Regions from separate parts of the Mus musculus genome. Here regions 1 and 3 are each linked to region 2. A link is a loop called in an ENCODE intact Hi-C map of the cell type or tissue named here. Cell type or tissue: left cerebral cortex. All regions are shown on one strand.

Region 1 (8,000 bases), 170 kb after region 2:
CAAGGTTGAAAGCAGCACAGTCTATGGGTGCTAACATAAATATTTAGAAGAGAGTTTGACAACATGACCACTCAGCAAAAACAATATCAGCAGCTTTTCCTCTAGGGCCATGGCTCCCTTTGCCATTGGTTTTGACCATGTTTACAAAATCAGGCATGGATTATCTCCCACACTGTAGAAGCAGTTACATGAATTACGTGTAGAGAACAAAGGAAGAAATATAATCACAATCTGGAAAAATAAACAAATCAATGGGATTAATCAAGCTAAAATTTTTCTGCAAAACAATTAACCAAAATAGTGAGGAAGGAATACACTGTAGAACTGCTAAAACTGGACAACTTTATCCAAGGAGACATTAATATTTGGTGTATGTAAGGAACTGGAAAAAAAACTCAACAGAAAAAAACAGCCCAGTAGATCAATTTTAAAATTGGAAAGTATCAGAATAAACACTATCATAGAGAGATCACAGGGCTGAAAATGTAGCTCAGTTGCTAGAATACTCAACTAGTATGTACAAAACCCTGGACTCAATTCCTAGCTTCCCAAACAAACCAAACAGCATCAACAGAAAAGAGGAAGCAGAAGGGATACAAATAGATACATAAAAGATGTTCAACTTCACGGATGCTTGAGTTAACCCAAATAAAATACACAATGAGATAGCACTTGCAGTGGTTTGGATGAGAATGCCTCCTCCCGGTGAATGCTTGGTCTACAGTTGGTGGAACTATTTTGAAAGGATTAGGAGGTGTGGCCTTATTGGAGGAGGTATCACTGTGGGCAGGCTTTGAGGTTCCCAAAGCTCACACCAGTCCCAGATAGTTCTCTTTGCCTCATGTTCATGGATTGAGATGTGAGCTCTCATCTACTGCTACAGAGCCTGCTTGCTGTCATGATCTCTGCTCTGAGAGTCACAGACTCTAACCCTCTGGAACCACAAGCTCTAAATCAAACATGTTCTTTTATAAGTTGCTTTGGTCATGGCACTTTGTCACAGCAGCAATCAGAAGCCACTGAGACACTATCTCACCTCAGCTGGAATGGCTTTAATTAAGAAGACCAAAATAATGAGAGATACTAGCAAGGCAATAAAGCAGGAGAAAGGCGAATACTTAGGGTGTGTTGGCTAGAACGGGAATCAGTACAACCACTTCGGTTTGCACACCACATCTGGGGTGGTTTGGATATGCTTAACCCAGGGAGTGGCCTTGTTGGAGTAGGAAGTGTGTCACTGTGGGGGTGGGCTTCATGATCCTCCTCCTTGTTGCCTGGAAGTCATTTTGTTCCTGACTTTCTTTGGATGAAGATGTAGAACTCTCAGCTCCTGGATGCAACCATGCTTCCTGCTATGATGATAATGGACTGAACCTCTGAACTGGTAAGCCAACCCCAATTAAATGTTGTCTCTTATAAGAACCTTGGTCATGGTGTCTTTTCATGGTAATGCAAACCCTAACTGAGACAACATCCATGCTGACTTAATAGAATGCACTGGAAAATGTTCCTCTCCATTTTCTGGAAGAATGTGGGTAGTTTTGCTATCGTTTGCCATGTCTTGTAGAATTAGTGAAGTTATCTGGGACTAGAACTTTCTCTGTGGGAAGATGTGTGTGTGTGTGTGTGTGTGTGTGTGTGTGTGTGTGTGAGTGTGTGTGCATGTGCAGTGGGGTGGTGGTGGTATATGCATGTGGGTGTACAACTATGCACATACGCAAAGCCAGAGCGAGATGCTGGGTGTATTTCTCCCTCACTCTGTGAATTATTGCCTTGGAACAATCTTCACTGAGCAGGAAGCTTACCTTCTTGTCTAGGCTGGCTGGTGGGCTCTTCAGGACTGCGTGTTTCTACTAGTTCTGGGGCTGTAGTCATGCACAGCCATTTATGTAGGTTCTGGGATTTGAACTCATGCTTGCATAGCATACATCCTTATTCACCGAGCATCTCTCCAGACCCAAGTGGGAAGATGTTAAAAGATGAACTAAAGATCTGCGTAAGATCAGGACTACTCAGTTTATCTGTTTCCTGTATAGAGAATGTTGTTATTTGTGTCATCAATTTTGTGTGTGTGTGTGTTTATGTGTGTGTGTAGTTGTTGTTGTTCACAGTATACTTGTGTGATTTTGTTAATATTTATAAATCATCTGGGGTTTCTTGTTGAATTCATTATTTCATTTCTCTCCCTTTTAAAAAATATTGATTTATTTTCACTTTGTGTGTTTCCCTGGGTGAGTGTATATGCACCATGCACATGTAATGCCTCAGGCGGCCAGAAGAGGGCATCAGAAGTCCTGGCAGTGGGTTGCTGACCATAGTATGTGACTCTGGATGTTGGGAAGTAAACCAGAGCCTCTGCACCATCTCTCCTGCTCTCCCCCCAGTGCCTGCCTGCCTGCTTGCTTTCTTTCTTTGTTTCTTTCTTTGTTTCTTTCTTTGTTCCTCTCTCTCTCTCTCTCTCTCTCTCTCTCTCTTTCTTTCTTTCTTTCTTTCTTTCTTTCTTTCTTTCTTTCTTTCTCTCTTTCTCTTTCTTTCTTTCCTGATTGGCCCAACCAGATGTCTATCAATGTTATTCATCTTAAAGAGCTGTTTTTTTTACGTGTTTTTGCTATTTTTTTCATTCTGGTTTGCATTATTCCATCTCTTTGGATTTCTTTGTGATAATTTGTTCTTTTACAGGTCCCAACACTCAAAGTCAATGTCACTGACTAGGGACATTTGTTCTTTTCCAGGATTGGGGTGTAGTGTTGTAGCGTTCTTCCTAACGGCTGGCTCAGTGGCTCCCTACAAATTCTGATGTGCTGTGATTTCACTTTTTACTTTTGATTCTTTTCATTGGCATAGATGCCTTGTGTCTGCGCAGGGATTGCCATAATTCCTTTGCGTCTCTGCAGGGATTGATATAGCTCCTTTGCATCTGCCCAGGGCTTTTACCCCTGGCTACAGGCGGTTTCACCTCTGAATATGCTAATCAAGATGGAGACTTCTTAGCTTTCATACACTCTCCTGTTGGGAGCCTTCTGCTCACTTTGATTTCCCTTGACTCTGCCACAGTCTTTCTTTGTTGTCCGATGCCCATTTGCTTAAACAACCCAGTCCTTTCTTATGTATTATTAGTTGTTTGGTTGAGAGACCAATCCTCAGTCAGAAGCAAAAGTTAGTGGAGTTTTGTCTTTGTATAACAGCTTTCTGGTCTCAAAGTTGATATGGATCTTCAAGTTTATAAGCTAAGAGAGCATTATCGTGTGTCCTGTTATTGTTCATGGTATTACCATTGTGAATGAGAGAACAACCCCCCCCCAAGCCCAGTGAAGGACTTACCTGGCTACTAGAGGAACTCGGAGTACAGGACTGCAGGACAAGAGGAACTGTGTCCAGGAAAGCTCACACAGAGGGCTGGCTGTGGTAGAGATTAGGTGAGGCATGCTTCAAATTCAAATTATTGTATTTGCCATTGAGCACATATTTAAACATGCCTACTGTGATCTGGAGCGAGTTTAATAAACACAGTTGATAATCATTCCTGCCTCTTCAACGTTTCCATAAACAGTCTGTTGAAAGGACAAAATAGTGTGGACCAAGACAAGACGGTGGCCCAAGGAACGGGGAGCAGGAAGTGGGCAGCCCATCCTAACTGAAGTGGCACGTAACAGTAGCATGTACTCGTTCTACAAATCCTGCAAATATTCCAGCATTCATTAGACTCTTCCTGTCTATAAACCACACAAACTCTGCCAGTCTTGGATGCCACGTCAATACTGTAGCCACCATCATAGAAATGGACATTTTCTGAGAAAAAATGGAGTGAGAGTAGGCATGAGTCTGGGGCACGCATGAGTGCGCAGGGGCGGGAGTGGGGCAGTAATTACTCCTCCCTTCCTCTTCAGTGTTCCTAGGGGTTTTTCCACAAAAGACACTGGCAAATGGAAGGAGAGATGGCTCAGTGAGTAGACACTTGGTCTGATCTCACCTTGCTCCCAGGACGCGTGATGGAAGGAGAAAATCAGCTTTCCTCTGATACCCTTGATTTGGTAACCCACACACATACACAATAAGGTGTGTGTGTGTGTGTACGCGCGCGCGCACGCACGTGTATGTGTCTGGAAAAGTCTCCCTAAAAGAACATTGGCAGCACAACTGTGTCTCCTGGACAAAGATGTCTTAGCTTTGGGGTTCTGTGCCTTGCCACAGCAGCAAAGGTGGCAGGCAGAACTGAGAAGTTATCTGAAGCTTGGGTGGTCCAAGCCCCCAAGGTGTATCAGGGCTCAGGGAAGGGGGTGAGGTGACCTGCTGGTTTTTGCTCCAGGCCTCGGCCGGCCGGGTGTTTTAAATGTGTAAGGATTATATTTCTATCCCTGGTGCATGACATCTATGTGAAAATCTTGCTAGATTGATTTTATTTCTTAGTGATGTTTAAGGCTGTGCGAAGACCCAAACATTTCCCCTGACATCATCCTTCTCATTTCTGGCCTTTTGCGGGCAGTTGGATGACTATTCTTATGTCTTAAATTGGACTCCAGCGCATTGTCTTGTGGTGCGTGGAGGACTTCAGAGGCAGGAGATTGTAGGGATCTGGTGAGAGGCGCACTGCCTGGGTAGCAATGTGCACACAGCGCGGCGGTTGCGCATCTGGAGCTGCAGTGCGCCGGTAGCGCAGTTCCTAATGCGGTGGTAGCAATGGCCCGAGGTACCGGAGCGTGCTGGGTTTCTTCTCCCCACGCGGGGGCACCAGAGCCCTCGAAAGTGTCAGGCACTGCGGCGCATCTACCAGATTCCCTTTTAAATGACTGCGGATGTGCGGGCGGTCGCAGCTACAAATGGTGAGAGGAGGCTCAGATCAGGCTCGCGAATGGCCCGCAGCGACCATTTAACTGCACCCGCACGTTTGTCACTCGACCCTCCGGAATCATCTCACGTGTCCCCACTGAGACTCTAGGGCGCTGCCGGAGCCCGGCCTCTCGGTAGCTGGAAGCACATCCTGCCTCGGGCAGCGCGGGTGCAGGGTACACGTTGGCGCACATGCACGCGCGCACACGAACACGCGCAAGGTACGGCAGGGCAGGGGACAGGGGCTTGGGTGCTCCGCGTGCGGGTGGGTGTCGCGGGGAGTGAAGCTGTGATCCTCAAATGGCTGCATCCTGCCAGGTTAAGGAATAAGAGAAGATGATGCGGAGCCATCCATTCCACAGGCCAGGGTCGGTGCAAAGCATTTAGGGAACCCACAGCGCGGCCGGCGCGCTCCCTTCCCACGCAGGGCTCTCTCTGTGGCGCAAACGGCAGGAGAAAGATCCATCAGAGCTACACTTGTGTCTGCAGGCTGTCTACACTTCTCTCTTGGCAGAAACCCCATCAGGAGAGCTTTGGAACCATCCACCCCTAAATAGGTAGTCCGGAACCCGGCAATGGTCCTTGGTTACTAACGTACAGCGCTATATATTTATTTTTGTACGGGGTGTAGCTTGTCTTCCCTATATTTTGGAAATAGCTTGCTTTCCCCTATGAGCATGGTGAGAAAGAAGAACGCGGCGGGGAGGGAGAGGGAAAGGAAAAGGAAAAGGGAGGATTCCTACAATACGAATCAGAGCATTTTTTTCAGAGCCTAACCAAACAGGGCTTCCATTTAAAAAAGGGGGAGCTAGTCTGTACTGCGATGTGGAAGAGATGTAAGAATTAGGGACCAAGGAAGCATCGCTGCATTTTAGATGTACCGGGGTCTAAAGGGGGCACACACACGCACACGCGCACACATGCACACCCGCACAGCTACCCCGCCAAGGTGTGTGCGTGCGCGCGAGTGTGAACTCCCACATGCTGCTGTCTGCGCCTGGCCGCTGGCACCAAGCCTCCTCCTCCCCGCTCGCCCCCAGATTCCCTCCCCTCCGCCTTGCTTTTGTCTGGAGGGTGCTATGCTATGCGTGTGTGCGTGTGTGTGCGCGCGCGCGTGTGTGAGCGTGTGTGTTTTTGGATTTCATACTAATTTTCTGGAGTTTCTGCCCCTGCTCTGCGTCAGCCCTCACGTCACTTCGCCAGCAGTAGCAGAGGCGGCGGCGGCGGCGGCCGCCGGTTAGAGCCCAGTCGCTGCTTCAGCTGCTGTTGCTGCTTCTGCAGCGCTCTGCTCCCTGCGCTTGCTACGGGAGGCCGGGGAAGCCGCGCGGACAGTCCTCGGTGGCCTGGGCCGGCACTGTCCTGCTACCGCAGTTGCTCCCCAGGTGGGATGTGCCGCGCCACCTGCCCACCTCCCCTCTCCCCCCGCGCCCAGCGGCCGGGGAGGATTCTGCAGCATCATTGGGGCCCCAGCGCTGCCGCAGCCTCTTTGGAGGGTCCTTGGCTTGGCCTATGCCATGGAATCTGCTCTCAAAGACCCGTTACCGACTTCTCATGCCTCGGCCTCAGGCTTGAAGGGAGGGCGGGCACACGGGGGGGGGGCACTAAGGGGCAAGTTGATGGCGGGGCGGGAGCTGGGCACTCAGACATTCATTCTCCAGGCTTGGGGTTCAGGGTGAGGAGAGCGCGGAGGGACTGTGTCCCAGTTGGTGGTGTGTGGGGTCTATTAGTCTCATCCATGTCTGTTTGTCCTCAGCCCTGAGGTGCGCACCGATATCGATATTCGTGCCGGTTTAGCGGTTCTGCGACCCAAAGAGTCCAGGGAGATCCACCGAGTGGTGCCTGGCGTATAGGACTATGCAGCCGCCTTGTGGCTCGGAGCAGCGGCCCGCGATGTCCCAGCCACTGTGAACCATTTGGTCAGCGCCAACCTGCTCAGCCCCAGCACCGACAGGCTCAGCCTCTGGTACGCTCCACTCCGCGGGAGGCCACCAGCACCAAGCAGCAAGAGGGCGCAGGGAAGGCCTCCCCCCTCCGGCGGGGGACGCCTGGCTCAGCGTAGGGACACGCACTCCGACTGACTGGCACTGGCAGCTCGGGATGTCGCCCTGGCTGAAGTGGCATGGACCCGCCATGGCGCGGCTCTGGGGCTTATGCCTGCTGGTCTTGGGCTTCTGGAGGGCCTCTCTCGCCTGCCCGACGTCCTGCAAATGCAGTTCCGCTAGGATTTGGTGTACTGAGCCTTCTCCAGGCATCGTGGCATTCCCGAGGTTGGAACCTAACAGCGTTGACCCGGAGAACATCACGGAAATGTGAGTTCCTTTTACTTTTTCTCCTGTCCCCACCTCAGGAATCAGGCAGGTGTATGTTTGGGACAGATGCTGTCCCACACATGGCAAGAAGTCAGAGACCAGAGAGATGGGGTACCTGTCACTTCTCTGTCTGTTTCACTGGCTTACGGATGTCAGTTGGTGAAGAGTGGGACTCTAAAATTCCATATAGACAGAAATATAATCATAAATTCGTATATATTATGTTCCTGGGAAGGAATTCTGCGTGCATTTTCATTTCAAAGTTCTGATGGGTGTGTTTTAGGCTTTCAGTATACGATAATTATATTGGAACATTTTTGTTTGGTAAAATATACTGTGTGTGTGTGTGTTGAGAGAAGTTCCAGTGATATTAACCAGAAAGGAGGTTAAAATTATTCATTTTCAAGAATTGGTTGGAGGAAGTGAGGGTCTCTCCCTTAACATCTTTTCCCGAGGCTTGGAGTTGACTGGTCCTGTTCCCCCTTTTCCATCTCATCTATTGGATTTTGCTTCAGAGATTGCAGCCAGAGATGCTTTGAGGATGCCCTGTAAGAGGAGAAGTTCTGAGTGTCGAAAAGCACTCGCTCAAGAGAGAAAATGCGATCACAGGAAGGGCTAAAAGCCTGGGCTGATTTAATTTGGACCTGATTTCTCAGAGATACGATTTTGAGACCATTTGGATTATAAATCTTAATTGCCCATTGAAAAATTCCCCAGGACTAGGCTAAACAGCAAGCTATGTGCACACTGACGGATGGTAGCTTCAGCCTTGTCCCTAGAAAGGTTACAGCTTGTCCCAGCTTAGTGGAGAAACAGAAATGTGTTTCTTTTCTCTCTGTTGGGTGTCTTGTGACGAATACCCTG
Region 2 (8,000 bases):
GGTGAGGACATCCATGTCCTTTGAACAACTGAAGCCACTTCAGTGATGTTTCATCCTGTGGGCAGTGTTCAGGGCTTTTCAAACCCAAGGGCCTTGGGGGCGTTTCAGAACTCAGTCTCAGACCTTGGTTGTGGCCGAGTCTGGTTTGTAGAGAATGCTAAGGTGACACAGAACTCTGAGCCCTTTAAGACTAGGGACAGGAGAGCACGCTGGGGAAAGCCCAGGCATGGGGCTAAAGACCTGATGCAGGCTTTTAGTTAGCATCAGCAGCACGCAGAGCTCTGCAGACAGAGATCAAAGGGATCTCTACCGAGTGCTCTTTCTACCTTCCTCCTCTCCCTCCCTCTTCTACCCCCTCTCTCCCCCTATTCCTTTCCCCTCAGTTTTCTGTGTGTATGTGAAGGTAAATATGGCATGTATTTGTGTGTAGAGGCCAGAGGATAACCTTGGGTCTCATTCCCCAGGAGCCATCCGCCACAGAGTGTCTCAGTGTTCTGGGGCTGAGCATGCAAGACTGGCCCGGCTATTGAGCCCCAAGGAGCTGCCTATCTCTCCCTTCCCAGCGTTGGGATATACACTACCATACCTGGCTTTACAAAATGAAACGAAACAAAACAAAACAAAGCACAAGGGTTTAGGAATGGAATGAGCTATTAATGTTTACAAGTCGAGCACTGAGAATATATGTCTATGAATATAAATAAGAAAGAAGGGAAGGGCTTTGTTTATCCCAACTGATCTTTCAAATTCTTTTTTTTTTTTTTTTTTTTTTTTTTTTGAGACAGGGTTTCTCTTTATAGCTCTGGCTATCTTGGAGCTCACTTTGTAGACCAGGTTGGCCTCGAACTCAGAAATCCGCCTGCCTCTGCCTCCCGAGTGATGGGCGTGCACCACCACGCCCGGCTTTTCAAATTCTATCTTTTCCTGGAGGAGGCAGGTGCCTCCGGAAGGGAAGAAGCCTGACCTGTGATGACTCGAAAAGACCACTTGGTGGCAGTGTTTCACTTTGTTTGACGCAGGGCGCCGGACTCCACTACAGTGAAACCTCTTCTGGGAATGTTTTTGGACCATCCCTCAAGTTTCAATTTATGGATATTAGACAAAGATGCAAAATAAGACCCTGAGTGGAAAATAATGGCTGTAACTGATACCTTCTGGCTCCTGATTGTCTTCTTTCCTCCTTACAGTCAAGAGTCAGAGGGAGAAGCCGGGCTCTTGGGGACTGCATACTATGTGAAAGCCCAGGAGGGAAAAGCAAAATTGTATCAACAGGGCAAGCATGCTCAGAAAGGGCGTGAGGCCCCAGAGCCCAAGCAAGTAACCTGCACTGTGGACAGCTGGGGGGATTAATCATAGCCACCTGAATGAGGCTCTGATCTTTTGCAGGTAGCTCCCCAAGGGCAGTTATGAATACAGTCACAAATAACAAACTTACTTTAAATGTTAATGAGATTTTATTTATTTATTTATTTATTTATTTATTTATTTATTATAACTTGATTGTGTGGTTCTCAAGTGTGAATTTCTCAATGATAATGCTATGTGGTTATGCAGTCTCAGAGACAAGACCAGCCACCCAGCCAGGAGTGGTGGTGCACACTTTTAATTCCAATACTCTGGAGGCAGATGTAGGAGGATCTTTGTGAATACCAGATCAGCCAGAGATACACAGGGAGAAGAACATGTCTCCAAAGGAGAAAAAAAGTGTATATATAAAAAGTATATATCTTTAGGATACATATGTGTGTGTGTATATATATATATTTTTTTCTTTAAATGAATTTTGTGTGCCCCTGAGCCACATTCCCAAGATACACATGATGTATATGCAAACATTCTAAACGCAGAAAGGAAGAAAGAAAGAAAGAAAGAAAGAAAGAAAGAAAGGAAGGAAGGAAGAAAGAAAGGAAGAAAAGCATGCTGGTCCCAAAAACTTCAGATAAAGGTTACTCCACCCTCTGGAGTCTGGGTGGAGATCTCTAAGCTCATGTCTCCCCAGTCCTGGGCAGGATAAAGATGGCTGTGTGTGGTTTCCTTAGACTGAGCTGTGGTACCCAAGCTGACTGGAAACTGGAAATAGAGGCTTGTCACCATCTACCTATTGCTCATGCTCACATTTCTCCAGGCTTGTCTCAAAGATGTCTTTTTATGTTTTGTTTTATGTCTAGACTTTGATGTCATTTCCTGATTTCTCCCAATGCAGGCAGCTGCAGAAGTGTCCTGATGGGATTGGGCATTTAAACATAGCAGGAGACAGGTTTCTCTCTTTTTAAAGCACCAAACAAATACCAAGCCTGAGAAGCAGAACAATAGAAATCCTTATAGATCTTGAGCTGGAGAGTCCTGAAGGATACTTAGTTACTGTTTCCAGTAATGAACAAGACAATTATACCGTTTCCGCAGACTCTGCTGTGGTCCCCTAGGGAGGCTGCAGATTGAGACTAAATGTTCATTAGTTCTCTGGTGCTTGGGCTTAGGCCAGGGTCCTCCAGCAATGAAAAGCAGAAAGGAGTTCTTGTGGACCCAGTTCCACTACTGTCTCTGCAGCCCTATTCACTGTGTCCATGTCGTGGGCTGCTCATGGATGCTCCAGCAGATGGCGCATACTTATGAACAGTCCAATTTTCTTCCTAATGGGCTCATGCCAGCTCTGCTTGCTGACACGGCACACAATTTAACAGAGCATTAGAGATGGAGTTATTGGACTGGTGAGATTGCCACCTGGCCTGATGACCTGAATTCTACCCCTGAGACGCACATGATAGAATAAAAGCACTGACCCTGACAGTTGTCCCTTGACCTCCACAGATGTGCCACGTCATCCACGCACACACTCACACGCTCATGTGTGTGTGCACATACACACTCATAACAAATTAATGTAAAAATGAATGGTGCCACATTCACTATTTTTAGAAAGGATTTATTTTTATTTTATGTGTATGAATGCTTTGCCTGCCTGTATCTGTAGCTCATGCATGCAGTACCCATGTATACCAGAAAAGGGCATCAGATACAACCCTGAAGTTGCAGATGGTTGCCTGCCAGCTGCGGCGTGGGTGCTCAGAACCCTGTAGGAGCAGTCAGCGTCTCAGATTATAGAGTTGATGTCTTTCCCCCTTTGTTGCTTCTCTGTAGCAGGGGAGGGTTCACAAGCACGGAGTCCATCATTTGGGTGACGTCTAGATTGAAGGTCAAATTGTAAAAAGCCAGGCATTAGCAGTGCGCAGGTAGGCTCCTTCTAGAATGAAGTTCAAAGGTGCTTTCGATTAGAAAGTACAGTGCCTGGGGCTGGCGAGATGGCTTAGCAAGTAAGAGCACTGACTGCTCTTCCAAAGGTTCCGAGTTCAAATCCCAGCAGCCACGTGGGGGCTCACAACTATGGTCCATCAGTTGTAATTTCTGAAACTGCTGATAATTCTGGGGGGGGGGTCTTCGTTGAAATGTGCGTATAGGGTGTGTGAATGTATATTGGGGTATATGGCACATTTATGTGCTTTTTCTTTCTTCTCCCTTCCTTCCTTCCTTCCTTCCTTCCTTCCTTCCTTCCTTCCTTCCTTCCTTCCTTCCTTCCTTCCTTGTTTATTTATTATATGGAAGTATACTGTAGCTGTCTTCAGATACCCCAGAAGAGGGCGTTAGATCTCATTACAGATGGTCGTGAGTCACAATGCCGGTGCTGGGATTTGAACTCAGGACCTCTGAAAGAGCAGCCAGTGCTCTTAACCACTGAGCCATCTCTCCAGCCCTGGTTCCTTTCTTTATAGATCTGTGAACGTTTTGAGATGTTTTAAACATAAAGGAGAGGTTTTAAAAACTTGCAGTCTGCATGCCTCCTCTCTCCAGTTTAGTGTTCTCTTTAGAATAATTCTGAGCTTTCATTTTGAGAGAGAGAGAGAGAGAGAGAGAGAGAGAGAGAGAGAATCTTAAATGTTGTTGGCAGCGCTGCAGCTGCCGGTGGCCACTGGAGGGCGCAGTTGAACACAAATTGTTTTCCATCCCCCCCCACCCAACTGTGGCCTCAACCCGGGCCACAGGCTAGTCTACCTACACAGCAGCAGCCTGACAAAGGAAGGTCTCTGGGTCTCACTCGGTAAAGGGAGGTCCTGGGTGGGTTCTTGGGAGTATTTCTCGGATGTTCTCCTTCAGGTTGGCCCCAACAGTGGCTCAGGAGTCTCCATTAAATCTCTTGCTCTTGAGGTCCGTAAGCACAGATCTCTCTCGTCTCTCTCATCTCTCTCTCTTGTCTCTCTGATATCTCTCTCTCCTTCCCTAACCCCTTCCTCCCTCCTACACACACACACACACACACACACACACACACACACACACACACACACATTATCTTTCTCTGATACTATGGGACACGCAGGTGTGTTAACATCATAATTTTGTCGCGTTGGTTCTCTTTACCTCTATGTGGTGTCTGGGGACCTGACTCAGGTCTATGGGTTTACGCAGCAAGCACCTTTTACACGAGGAGCCAACTTGGCGGCCCACACCCTCTTCTTGAAGTAGTATTGTGAGCATTCTTCCTGGTGGATTCTTTTTTGTTCTAAAGTGAAAGTTTGATTGCTTCCTAAGGGAGAGACAGGCACATGTTCCTGTGTGGAGTTACCCACCACCATCCGGTCCTGTCTGTGTAGAATGGATGTTAGTAGTAGCAGGAAGGTAGAGACAATATGTCGGGGAAGATGTTTAAACCTTAATGTATGAGATGTCATTTCTCAGAAGCTATCAGTAGACTTATGTGTATTCTTAAGTCAGTGGGCTATGGGGCGATCTTTGCAGCTCTCCGAACATCTAGTCTCCTGAGCAGTCTTACAGGGAGCGGTATTGTGGCTACTTCACAGAGAAGAGAGGCCACAAAATGACCAGAAATAGCTCAGAAACTGGGACCGTTGGGATATGAGGTCTTGCTTGGCCTGCCAAGCACAGCCCATCCACCTCCCTCCAGGCTTAGCCCAATCTTATCCCTGACTTCTCCCGACATCATTCGGCCCTCGGAGGGCACCATGGAGAGATCACAGGAGGGGGTCAATGAGATTTTTATGAACTGAGAGCTTCAAAAATAACTTGCCCTTCCCAAGGAACTGCTGATTTGATTCTTGAAGTAGTCCATCCCATTAATCCAATTAGCTAATGGGAATGGGAGCATCGTAATACACTCGCTCTGGCAGGGGCATCAACAGTCTCGAGTGCTTGACTTGTTTATCAAAGGGAGGTACAGGAGCTCGTGTGAGCTAGGCAGCACTGGCTGGCAGAGTGAAGTGGCCTTGCATCCTGCGGCCAGGGCTTGATTCAGGATGTCTGTTGATGACATCTGCTTAGAGCTTTGTGTTGTTTTTACAGCAATGAAGATTACTGATGAAGTAAAACACACAGGTCTCTCATTTCTGGCCAAGACAGGGTAGCAAGTTAAACTTTCTATCACGAGCAGCTAAAAGACTCAGAAAAAGATTTGCCCACTCTTTGTAGGGTTTTCACAGTAGATGTTACTGCTTGTGGTGCTTGAGGGAGGGAAGAGCAGAGGGCAATGCACGTTTATAATCCTAACTATATGAAGAGAAGCTCTAGCAGAGTGCTCCCAGTGGAAGAGAGAATATTCAATAGAGTGCTCCCAGTGGGGAAGAGAGGTTTCAGCAGAGTGCTCCCAGTGGGGAAGAGGGGTTTCAGCAGAGTGCTCCCAGTGGGGAAGAGGGCTTCAGTAGAGTGCTCCCAGTGGGGAAGAGGGCTTCAGTAGAGTGCTCCCAGAGGGGAAGAGGGGCTTCAGTAGAGTGCTCCAAGTAGGGAAAAGGGGCTTCAGGGGAGTGCTCCCAAAGGGGAAGAGAGGCTTCTGGAGAGTGCTCCTAATGGGGAAGAGGGGCTTCAGCAGAGTGCTCCCAGTGGGGAAGAGGGCTTCAGTAGAGTGCTCCCAGTGGGGAAGAGGAGCTTCAGCAGAGTGCTCCCAGTGGGGAAGAGGGGCTTCAGGAGAGTGCTCCCAGTGGGGAAGAGGGGCTTCAGGGGAGTGCTCCCAAAGGGGAAGAGAGGCTTCTGGAGAGTGCTCCCAGTGGGGAAGAGGAGCTTCAGTAGAGTGTTCCCAGTGGGGAAGAGGGGCTTCAGTAGAGTGCTCCCAGTGGGGAAGAGGGGCTTCAGGAGAGTGCTCCCAGTGGGGAAGAGGAGCTTCAGCAGAGTGCTCCCAGTGGGGAAGAGGGGCTTCAGGAGAGTGCTCTGAGTCTTGCTGGTGGGGGAAAGGGAAACAAAGAGAAAACAGAGGGTGCTAAGGCTGCCCGTGGGTTCGGTGTGCAAGGGGAAGCATTTCAGTAGACAGCAATCTGGGAATTTCCTTCAGGCCTCGGACGTATCTTTAGCGGCATATCTATTGACAAAGGTCTAAGAAAGTGGATGAGATGGTATCTATGGAGCCTAGGAAGGGAAAAGGAGTTCTTGACTCTGCTACTGGGATGTCAGAGTTGCAATCCTGTCTTAGTGAAAACTGTAACAAGACCCGTTGCAGAGAGACTCTCTTGTGTGCTGTGTGGAAGACTCACCTGTCAATAAAGAGCTGATGGCCTACTAGCTCAGGCAGGAAATAGGAGGTGGGACTTCTGGGTGGGGAGAGAACTCTGGGATAGAGTCAGGAAGGGGGGTGGGGGGGAGACTTGGCCAGAACTCTGAGGAGACAGAGGCATGAAACTGAGAAGAGGCAGCCAGCCATGTGACCCTTATAGAATAGACTAAACAATATAATTAAATTATGAGCTAGTTAGTGAACAAGATCTAGCTTATGGCCTAGGCATCTATTCAGAAATAACAAGTCTCAGAGTCATTATTTCAGGAACTAGGACGTGGGTGGAAAAGCCCTCAGATAAAACCCACTGTGAGAAGAAGGACCGGCCATGTTCCTTGAGTGAGGACGGGAGCCTCAGGGCTAAAACAAAGACAACGTAGCTCTCCATCTTAGAACCCAATTCTCCAAAGTTGAAAGGATCACGATAATGGCGTGTTACATAACTCAGCTGTTAAGCAGCAGAAAATACCACCTTGTGCATTTTCCTCCCCAAAGCACCTGCTGTAATATTTTCACACTGGGTCAGGGCCCATGGGTCAGGTTCCAAGCTCTGGCATGTGGGGTTTGAGGGCTTCACATATTTATGGCATGGCAAGGTACAATAAAAAATTGTAGATATATAAAGAATGGAATTAAACCAGTAGGCTTTCTTCATAATTTGAAATACCCAAGGCTCTTTCCATCTGGGCCTTTTGCCGTTGGGTATTTTGGCTTGTCTGTGCTGATTAGTGGAACATGGTATTTTTGGGCTTCACCGGTGGGTTTCTGATCTAGAATCACAAGTTGGTTGTTTCTGAATTGTTCTTAGTGCCCTGATTCACCTTCCTCTGCTAGTAACAGTGTGTGTCTGTGGGAGGCAGGGTTCCTTACCTGACTCAGTGCTTAACTGGGGGACTCTGCTCAGAAACATGTCCAAGGGTCCTCCCTCCCTTCTCTCCCCTCCCTCCCTTCTCTCCCTTCCCTTCTCCCCTCCCTCCTTTTCCCTCTCCCTCCCTCCCTTCTCTCTCCTCCCTCCTCCTCTCCCTCCCCCTTCTCTCCCTTCCTCCCTTCTCTCCCCTCCCTTCTCCCCTCTCCTCCATTCTTTTTCTTTCTTTTTCTCAGAAGAGATTTTGTGGAGTTTAGTTAGGTATTGGGGGAACATCCAGAATTTATTACGTGCACTGGGTGAATATTCTAGATTTCACTGAACATCTGGACAGCTGAAGAAGACGAAAGAACCCTATCTTTAGAGGAAAACTTGAAAACCTCAGGAGAATATCTTTCAGCACTTTTGGATTCCTGGTATGAATTCGAAGCCGTTTTCCCATACAACTTTAATTTGTATTCAGTTACTTTCATGCTTACCTTCCTATGAGTTTACTGTGAAACATCTCTCCAAAGCGCGTGTGTCTGGTCATCAGCTGGGGGACCCAGTCACTGAGAGATGGTTGTATCCTGAGGTCTCCGATGC
Region 3 (8,000 bases), 540 kb after region 2:
CCTAATTTTTTTAAGCTATGACTATTGAGTAAATAAAATAAGAAAGAAATTTTTAGTAGAACTTCTGTGTTTGATGTCAAATTTTATAACCCAATGAAGCTTTCCTCTTACAAGTAATGTTGTTTTATATAAGCAAATAACATTTTAAGGATTTATAAAACATTTAACAGACCTCAAAATGCCATTTAAATGGGTATTAAGAAGGCAAATGGATACTTTAGTTCCTCAGCCTGCTTAAAAGGCACTTTAACATATCCCTAAGCATTCACGTTCACTTAGGCACACACGCATGTTAAAGGATGTCAAGACTTACAAACAAAATTAAAAAGACGTAAAAATGGTAAAATATTCCCATTTCTGTCTTTGGAGGGAATGGGGTTAGCTCTTGGGGAGCTTGTCAGGCTGCCTTTGTCTGTCTGTCAGTGTGTTACCTTCACTCTCTTGGAATGGTCCTGTCAGGGTTGTTTAACATCAAGAGGGCAGTTGGCCCCCATCAGTTGGTTGACACTGTGTGGCCTGGTGTCCCTGTGTCACTGACAATCTTTGTACCACCCCAAAATGAATCCGATATCAGCTTTTATAATCTTTATCTCATCATTTTTTATTTTGTCTCACAAAATACAAATATTAATTTAAAGCATACCCAGATGCTATAATTTAATATTCTATTTATTTCTGGCATTGGAATAAAATAGATTTTAAACCACCAGCCTTGCTTGTAGCCAGTCCCCTCACTAAATCCTCCTGTTAATTTTAAAACTCAAAATTCTTTTGAGTTTTCTTTGTACACACTTATCTCTTTAAATAATGAGAGGTTTTTTTTTTCTTTTCCTTTTCTAACCCTTGAAGGCTTTTACTTAATTTCCCTCCCCATGCCATTCTGCAAAATATCCAGTCTTCACTGAACAAGAGGCTCTGAGTATCTCTGTTCCATTCTGAGTCTCAAAGGGGAAGTCTTTCATAGTTCACTGTTAAATATGGTGTTTACTGTAAGACTCCAAGGAAGCCTCTTTCACATTAAAAAGCACTCCTCCGTTTCTAGCTTGCCAGGCAGTTTTTCCATGGCTGGACTTTCTGTTTTATTCTTTTTAACAAATAAATGTTACAATGCCTTCCACTTCTGTTAGTGTGGCGAGTTACCCAGGCTCTCGGAACATTAACCCACTCACGCATCAATTGATTTGCAAGTGTTTCAAGATTTTTATACAATGTTCATGAGGGAAATTGGCATGTAATCTTCTTTCTCACAGTCTCCTTGCCAGGGTCTGGCATCAGAATGCAGCCTTCCTCCTCCGAGAACCAGCTTGGGCACGCTCCATCTTTTCTCATCGAGGTCCACATGATTTCTTCCTTAAACGTTTGGGAAGATTCGCTAGTACAAGCATCTGGGCCCAAAGTTGTTTTTCTGGAAAGGAAGCATTCGATTTATCTAAGAAATAAAATGCGCTCAGATTTTTCTACTTCATGGGTCAGATTTGGCAACTCGAGATTTTTGAGGAATTTGTCCATTGGCAGCCAAATCTTCACATTTCTTGGAGTAAGACTGTGGTTAGGATGCTCGGGAGAGCATTTTAGCTTCAGCAGGATACATTCCAATGCCACTTTACTTATGTTAACGGCAGCATTTTCTTTTTCTTTCATGCCTGTCACGAGCAGGTTGTGGGTCTCGGTCACCCATTCCGTGAACCATTGTTGGCTCTCACTGGTCCTTGTCATTTACACGGCATCATTGTTATTACAGCTGAGCCTCTGACTTCTGTGTTTTCTTGTTTCCCACCTCCAGCTTCTTTGTTACCCTTTGCCTACTTTGTTGAATCGGAAGCTCGCAATCACGTGTTTTAGAACTTTGTGTGTTTATTTATTCTTCTCTTGGAAATTTTGGTGAAAATCTCAGTCAACTTGAGAGCAAAAATGTACCTGCTTGTTTCTTGCCCCGTTTTCTGTGCACAGCGACTGTGTCCCAGTGGATAGTGTGCTGATGGGTTTTTTCTTTTTTAAATTTCGTTATCTATGTTTCTATTTTATCAACTACAGGCGCTCCCCTTGTCTGTGTCTGTAGAATCAGCTCCACTTCCCTCCACACACGGTTGTCTCTCTCATGGCACTCACACATTTACAGTCTTGAATTTTCCAAGGAGACAGGTATGTTTATCACTAGGAAATCACTTGCTATATACTTAGGAATGAATGTCTCTTGACCGGATCCCACTTTATCTGAGGTTAGTGGAGTTCAGAGTGCATCCTTCCAACTTGTGACTGAATGTGTTTAAATATAATCTCTATGTATTTTTGCACTCGGGCAGAATATGAATGCTTTTATAATTTTATTCCATCTGATGACCTGAGATTTTACTTAGTCCATTTTCATTTGTTGTAACTGTGAATGTATTGGAGTTTAGAGCTACTAATTTATTCTTGAATTTTGTTCCTTCTTTTGGAGTAAAAAATTATTTTTCCTCTAAAGCTGTTAGAATGGTTTACACTTTCTTTTTCTTTAAATTGTCATCATGTAGATGAAACATAAATTACATTTTTTTTGGGGGCTGGGCTACTAGCTAGTACTTAACTATGTGAATTAATTTTGACTACCTGAAAATTTACCTCTTTTTCTTTTAAAATGTGACCACCATGAGTTTGACTCTAACTACATCATACAAGGACTGCTACTTTGTCTTTTTTTATGTAGTGTTTTTATTTATTCCGTGAGAATTCCACGCAATATGCTTTGTTTTCTTTAGTTAATATTTGTGTATATTTTCTTTTCTCTATTCTTTATTCCTTCCCCTGGGCATATTTTATTGTTCCCTGAAAGAAGCTCTCTTTAGTGTACCTTGTATCCACAAAAAAAAAAAAAAAAAAAAAAAAAAAACAACAACAAAAAAAAAACCTTTTACCTTTGTTTCTTTGCAGACACCTGACTTCATTGTGTGACTTGCATTATAGTTGTTCATCTTTGGGGAGCGGGGTGGTGCCGTCACTGGCTTGGGATGTTTACCATATCTTCCACCTCAAACACTCCTTGGAGCTTTGTGGAGACGATATTCTCAGCCCTCCTCTCCAGCTCTGTCTGAAGGACACTTCCACTCCGTGGAGAATCCCAGTCACAGTGCCACATTTTGTCATCTCAAAGATGTCATTCTACTGCCATCTGGCTTCCGTCATCTCCAATGAAAGGTTGGCTGTTGACCTAACTGCTTTTCCTCTGAGGCATTTCCCATCACCTCAACTGCTTCAGGAGTTGAATTTCAAGTTAGTCTGGTTCTATTATTTTACAAACAGCAATGCCATTCCTCCCTTCTCCCTTCCCTCCCTCCTTCCCTTCTTCTACCCCTCCCTTTTCCCTCCTTCCCTTCCTTCCTCCTTTCTTCCCTCCCTCCCTCTGCCTCCTCTTCTTTCCCCCTCTTCCTTCTCTCCCTCTCTTTGTCTCCAACTTAGCTAGAATTTTGAACCGACTCAGTCTCCCAAAGCACATGTGTGCATTTATTCTACCTTTAGGTACTTTATGTTCTACAAATCATATACACGGTTTTCAACTTGTAGGTGCCCCCAAGTAATTCTCTTAAAAAGATCTAGTTAGAGACCACATCTGATACCAAATATACACATCTCAAGTCCTTTACATGAAATGGCATGTTGTATACTGTTTGCATATAACCTATACTAACCTCTTGTCTACTTTTAATTCTCTTTTTATTACTTATATTTCTTTTTTTTAAAGAATTATTTATTTACTTTATGTATATGAGTACACTGTAGCTATCTTCAGACACCAGAAGAGGGCATCAGATCCCACTACAGATGGTCATGTGGTTGCCACCATGTGGTTGCTGGGAATTGAACTCAGGACCTCTGGAAGAACAGTCAGTGCTGAGCCAGCTCTCCAGCCCCCTACTTATATTTCTTAATACAGTGTAAGACACTGTGCTCCTGCTGTTGACTTCTGAGTTCAGAGACTGCAGGCATGCATGCCCATAGGCTCCTGTAGTCTACCTTTGTACAAGGCTGACACCCCTTCCTTCCTTCCTTCCTTCCTTCCTTCCTTCCTTCCTTCCTTCCTCCCTCCCTCCCTCCCTCCCTCCCTCCCTCCCTCCCTCCCTCTCTCTCTCTCTCTCTCTCTCTCTCTCTCTCTCTCTCTTTCTTTCTCTCTGCCACATTGTTCCACTTCTCTAGCACCATTTGCTGAACATTTATCCCCTTCCCCATCCCATGCCACTGCTTTGGCTAAAACTCAGTTTTGTGTATTTGTGTGGCTCTATTTCTGGTCCCCCATTCCACTGACTAATTTTAATATCCCTCTAGCTCTTGGGCAACATATTGTTAATAGAGCATCGTGTTTGTAATTAATTTTGTAAGAACTATGCTGTTGGCTTAGCTTTTTCAAAGCCATTTTAATAAGGGTTCTCAAACGCTTCAACCTCCCTTGTAGCCCACCGTCTAAAGGTGGGGGAGAAAAGATGGTAAATAGGACAAGGGGATGTGGACCTGTTTAGAAGTAATTCTTCAGGGCGATTCCAATCTCCATTGTCATGATACCAGCAGTTCAGTTCAGTAGTATCAGGATACCAACAATTCATTTCAAAGAGGGTCACCAAACACAAATCAGCAGCAGTGGCATGATCCAGCAGAAACCACCAGGCCTCCACTGACTCCTCAGGAGTCAGTGGGAGCGACCAGAACCACCAGCAACAGCTGAAAAGCCAGAAGTTCTTTGCCTTGCCTCTCTCCTCGAAGTAAAGATCAGCAAAGTCAGGAGACCCACAAAACATTGCATGTCTAGCAATGCAAGCTCCCTGCCCCTGTCTGTTGGGTTCTACTTATATACTCTCTCCAGACATCACATGTCCTCTCTCTCGAGTCCTGCTTCAGCAAAACATCACGAGTCTGCATCACATGACACAACCAGAAATTTCCACTTCACTAAGCTCAGCATATTAGTTTGGTTTTCAAGGTTGCTTAGGTCTCCTGTCACCCTTGTCTCTTCATAAAAGCATTCCATTATACTTCACGATTACTAGAGGGATGGGATCCTGTGTGTTGGATCATCCAATCTGTGAGCAAGATGAGCTATTTTAATTGTTTATGCTTTGTCTGTCTGTTTCTTTCTTTCTTGTTTGAAACGGTGGAGGCCTCTTTGTAGCCCTGGCTACAAACTCTGTAGAGCAGGCTGTCCTTAAACTCTGAGATCTGTTTGGGAGTGCTGGAACAAAAGCTGTGTGCCACCATAGCCAGCTAATTTATGTCCTTTAATTGTTGGATTGTAATGTTAAGTGCACATGTCATATAGACATTGTGTTCTGTGCATGTCTGTCAGTGTTTTAGGCTGGCGTGTAAGCGGTGCTCATCTTAAGTCTGTGTTCCATTTCTTGCTCACTTGTGTAGTAACGTTAGGTTCTGATGTATTTTCCTATCAACTGTAATTGTGTTGATTCTACTTCTCCCTTTCCTATTGTTATGTACTTGGCTTCTCTTGCCATAAATGGCTGCCAGAGCTTCAAGGCTTGGCTGGAGCATGGCAAGAGATGACAATTTTACCTCGGAACTGAGGTTTTGAGCTTTTTAGACTTTTAAATATGATGTTGGCTGTCGGTTTTCATAGATGCTTTTAATGGAGAGGACCCAGGTTTACTCCCGGTTTGCTGAGAGATATTTGTCAAGGATGAACACAGTTTCAAGGTGGGAGAAGAAAATAAAAGGGAAATAACTGGGAAAGAAGTCAAAGTGCTCCCACTTGCACATGGTATGATTCTTTGCATAAGCCACCCTCCAACCCCCGAAGACACTATCAGATGCTCTTACAGCTGCCCAACACCTTCAGAGAAGTGGCAGGATAGAAAATCAACAGCATAGACCAGTAGTCTTCCTACGTGTCAGTGTCCAACATTCTGAAAAGGAAATCAAATCAGGGACTCAGTACCATTCACGACAGCTACACAAAGGTAAAATACTTAAGAATAGACCTAAGCAAGGAAGTGAAAGACCTCATCCAAGATAGGCTTTCTGTTGCCGTTGTACACACAACAAAATCATTTAAGGGAGGAAAGGGTTTATTTGACTTGCATGTTCCAATCATAGTCCACCACTGAGGAAGGGCAGGAACTTCAGGCAGGAACTGAAACAGATGCCATAGGGAAACTCTGCTTACAAGCTTGCTCCCCGTGGCTTCCTCAGCCTACACCAGGACCAGTTGTCCAGAAGTAACACCACTCACAAAGAGCTGGGTCCTCCCACATCAATCATTGATACAGAAAATGTCCCACAGACAATCTAATGGAGACAATCCCTCAGTGAAGTTTCCCTCTTCCCAGGTGGTTTATATAACGTTGACCAAGGAAACTAAGCAGCGCAGACCTCCACAGTGAGAACTCAAAGACACTGAAACAATTGACAGAGATATCAGAAGATGGCGAGACCTCTGTTCTCATCAACTGGAAGAATTAATGGATGGTGAAAATTAATTACCAAACAATCTGCAGAGATTTAATACAAGCCTAATTGAATTTTGATTTAGTCAAAATCCCCTGGCATTTTTCACATATATAGTATTTTTTATAAATGTATATGGGATCAGAAAAGACCAAAGCAATCCTGGGATTGCTGTTAGCATTTCTGATGCCATGTTATACCACCAGAGCCATAGTAGCAACAGCATGGTGCAGACTCAGAAACAGGCATATGGTAGAAGGAAGGACCCGGATGTAAGTCCACACAACTACAGTGCCTTCACAACGTCAAAAAATGTACATTAAAGAACAGGCAATATCTTCAACAGAGAGTTCTGGAGAACCTGGCTATCAACACGCAGAAAAATGAAATCAAATCTGTATCTCTCACCTTGTACAAAACTCAACCCCAAAGGTATGACCTCAACGTAAGAGCAGCTAGTCTCAAATATTTACCTTCAGATGGCAGATCTTATAGATAGCATATTTCTGTATTCTATTGTTGTGTGTTTTCCAGTGGTATGTGTAAAGGCAGGGACTTCAGGTAAAAACCCGTTACATTTAGGGTAATTTTGAAAGTTGGAGCTTATTTCTCCATTTCATCTTTTGTCTAGTTTTATCCTCTGAATCTCTTCCTCCAGTTTCTTTTTCCTACCTGCATAAGTTTATTAAATGTATATCCCCACACTTACTTTTGATCTCTGTGCAGCATTTTGAATATATCATCTGTCTGCCTTCTTTAGTGACTGCTGTAGGTGCTACTGCACGTGTAAGGAGCTTAGTCACGGGCTTGGTGCCTCATCATGCGGACAGAGTAAAGGTAAAACCCTGGTTTCCTTTAGCACCGTATACCTTCCCCCACTTTCAAGTATAATTATTTTTGAGTTTTTCTCTGTAAACACTAAACACCATAGCAGATGGTGTGTAAGTTTGCTTTGACTACCACATGTGAGCTAAGCAAATAATCAAAATAGACGATCATGTCTCTCTATGCTCGGCCATTCCTAGGCGCCTCTTTCTTTTCTGGGGCCCAGCTCCTCTGCTGAGAGAGCCTCTTGAGCCACCACTGGGGGAGTTACTAACAGTAAGTGCATTCCCTACTTCCCTGTGCTTGCAGATGCTTTCTATCAAACTTTATTACTGGGGAATAGTTTTACTAGATATGTAGTCACAAAGTTAACCACTTCTTTCCATTTCTCAGCTTGTGGTTCCAAATGAGAACTTGGGTATCCTTCATGTTACCATTGCCCTGAAGGTCACCTGACATTCCCTCTGGCTGCTTCCTCATCTCTCCTTGCAAATATCTAATTAAATGCCCTCTTTGCATCGTGTCACCTTTATTCTGTTTTCGGTTCTAATGAATGACCACGCCACTCGGTGACGTTTCATGAGATGTTTTAAACTATGTTACATTTTTTTAGTCTCGTTCTAACAGAGGTAAGTCTCCTGGGTTCTCGGCTTCTTTTAGGCCGAGTTAGCTCCACTCCATAGGAAACCAGTCTGGAGTTGGGTTCCCTTTTCTTCCCAGTTGCTTTGTTTTGAACTGTGATAACTTCCTTG

What was found. Hi-C counts contacts between places; a loop is a spot of excess contacts. Peaks named below come from ENCODE experiments on the same cell type or tissue, not always from the same donor. Only the 100,000 strongest peaks of a DNase experiment are listed, where the experiment ranks them.
Region 1: a loop joins it to region 2, with 6 times the contacts of the local background. A loop is called at or near these places in 15 of 42 quality-filtered maps.
Region 3: it touches region 2 in a loop (12-fold over the local background); 9 of 42 quality-filtered maps call a loop at or near these places.

What each region holds. Positions count from the first base shown.
Region 1 is chr13:58,801,805-58,809,804 of GRCm38, forward strand. Ntrk2 (neurotrophic tyrosine kinase, receptor, type 2) reads left to right here and starts at 5,893. Exons shown (of 18, transcript NM_001025074.2): 1 at 5,893-6,209; 2 at 6,581-7,136. The coding sequence starts at 6,925. In left cerebral cortex, CTCF peaks have their summits at 2,266 (motif pointing right), 4,720 (motif pointing right) and 6,816; DNase peaks (open chromatin) are centred at 4,740, 5,251, 5,511, 5,926 and 1 more place; H3K4me3 peaks cover 3,577 bases; H3K27ac peaks cover 3,825 bases.
Region 2 is chr13:58,636,550-58,644,549 of GRCm38, forward strand. No RefSeq gene overlaps it. Among named protein-coding and RNA genes, the nearest start is that of Slc28a3, 30 kb to the left of the region's middle. In left cerebral cortex, CTCF peaks have their summits at 984 (motif pointing right), 2,593 (motif pointing right) and 3,970 (motif pointing right); DNase peaks (open chromatin) are centred at 995, 2,126, 2,591, 3,023 and 1 more place; H3K27ac peaks cover 413 bases.
Region 3 is chr13:59,179,718-59,187,717 of GRCm38, forward strand. All of the region lies in intron 3 of Gm34354 (a long non-coding RNA gene), which reads left to right. Among named protein-coding and RNA genes, the nearest start is that of Gm34558, 33 kb to the right of the region's middle. In left cerebral cortex, a CTCF peak has its summit at 3,150; DNase peaks (open chromatin) are centred at 1,294 and 3,115; H3K4me3 peaks cover 253 bases; H3K27ac peaks cover 1,904 bases.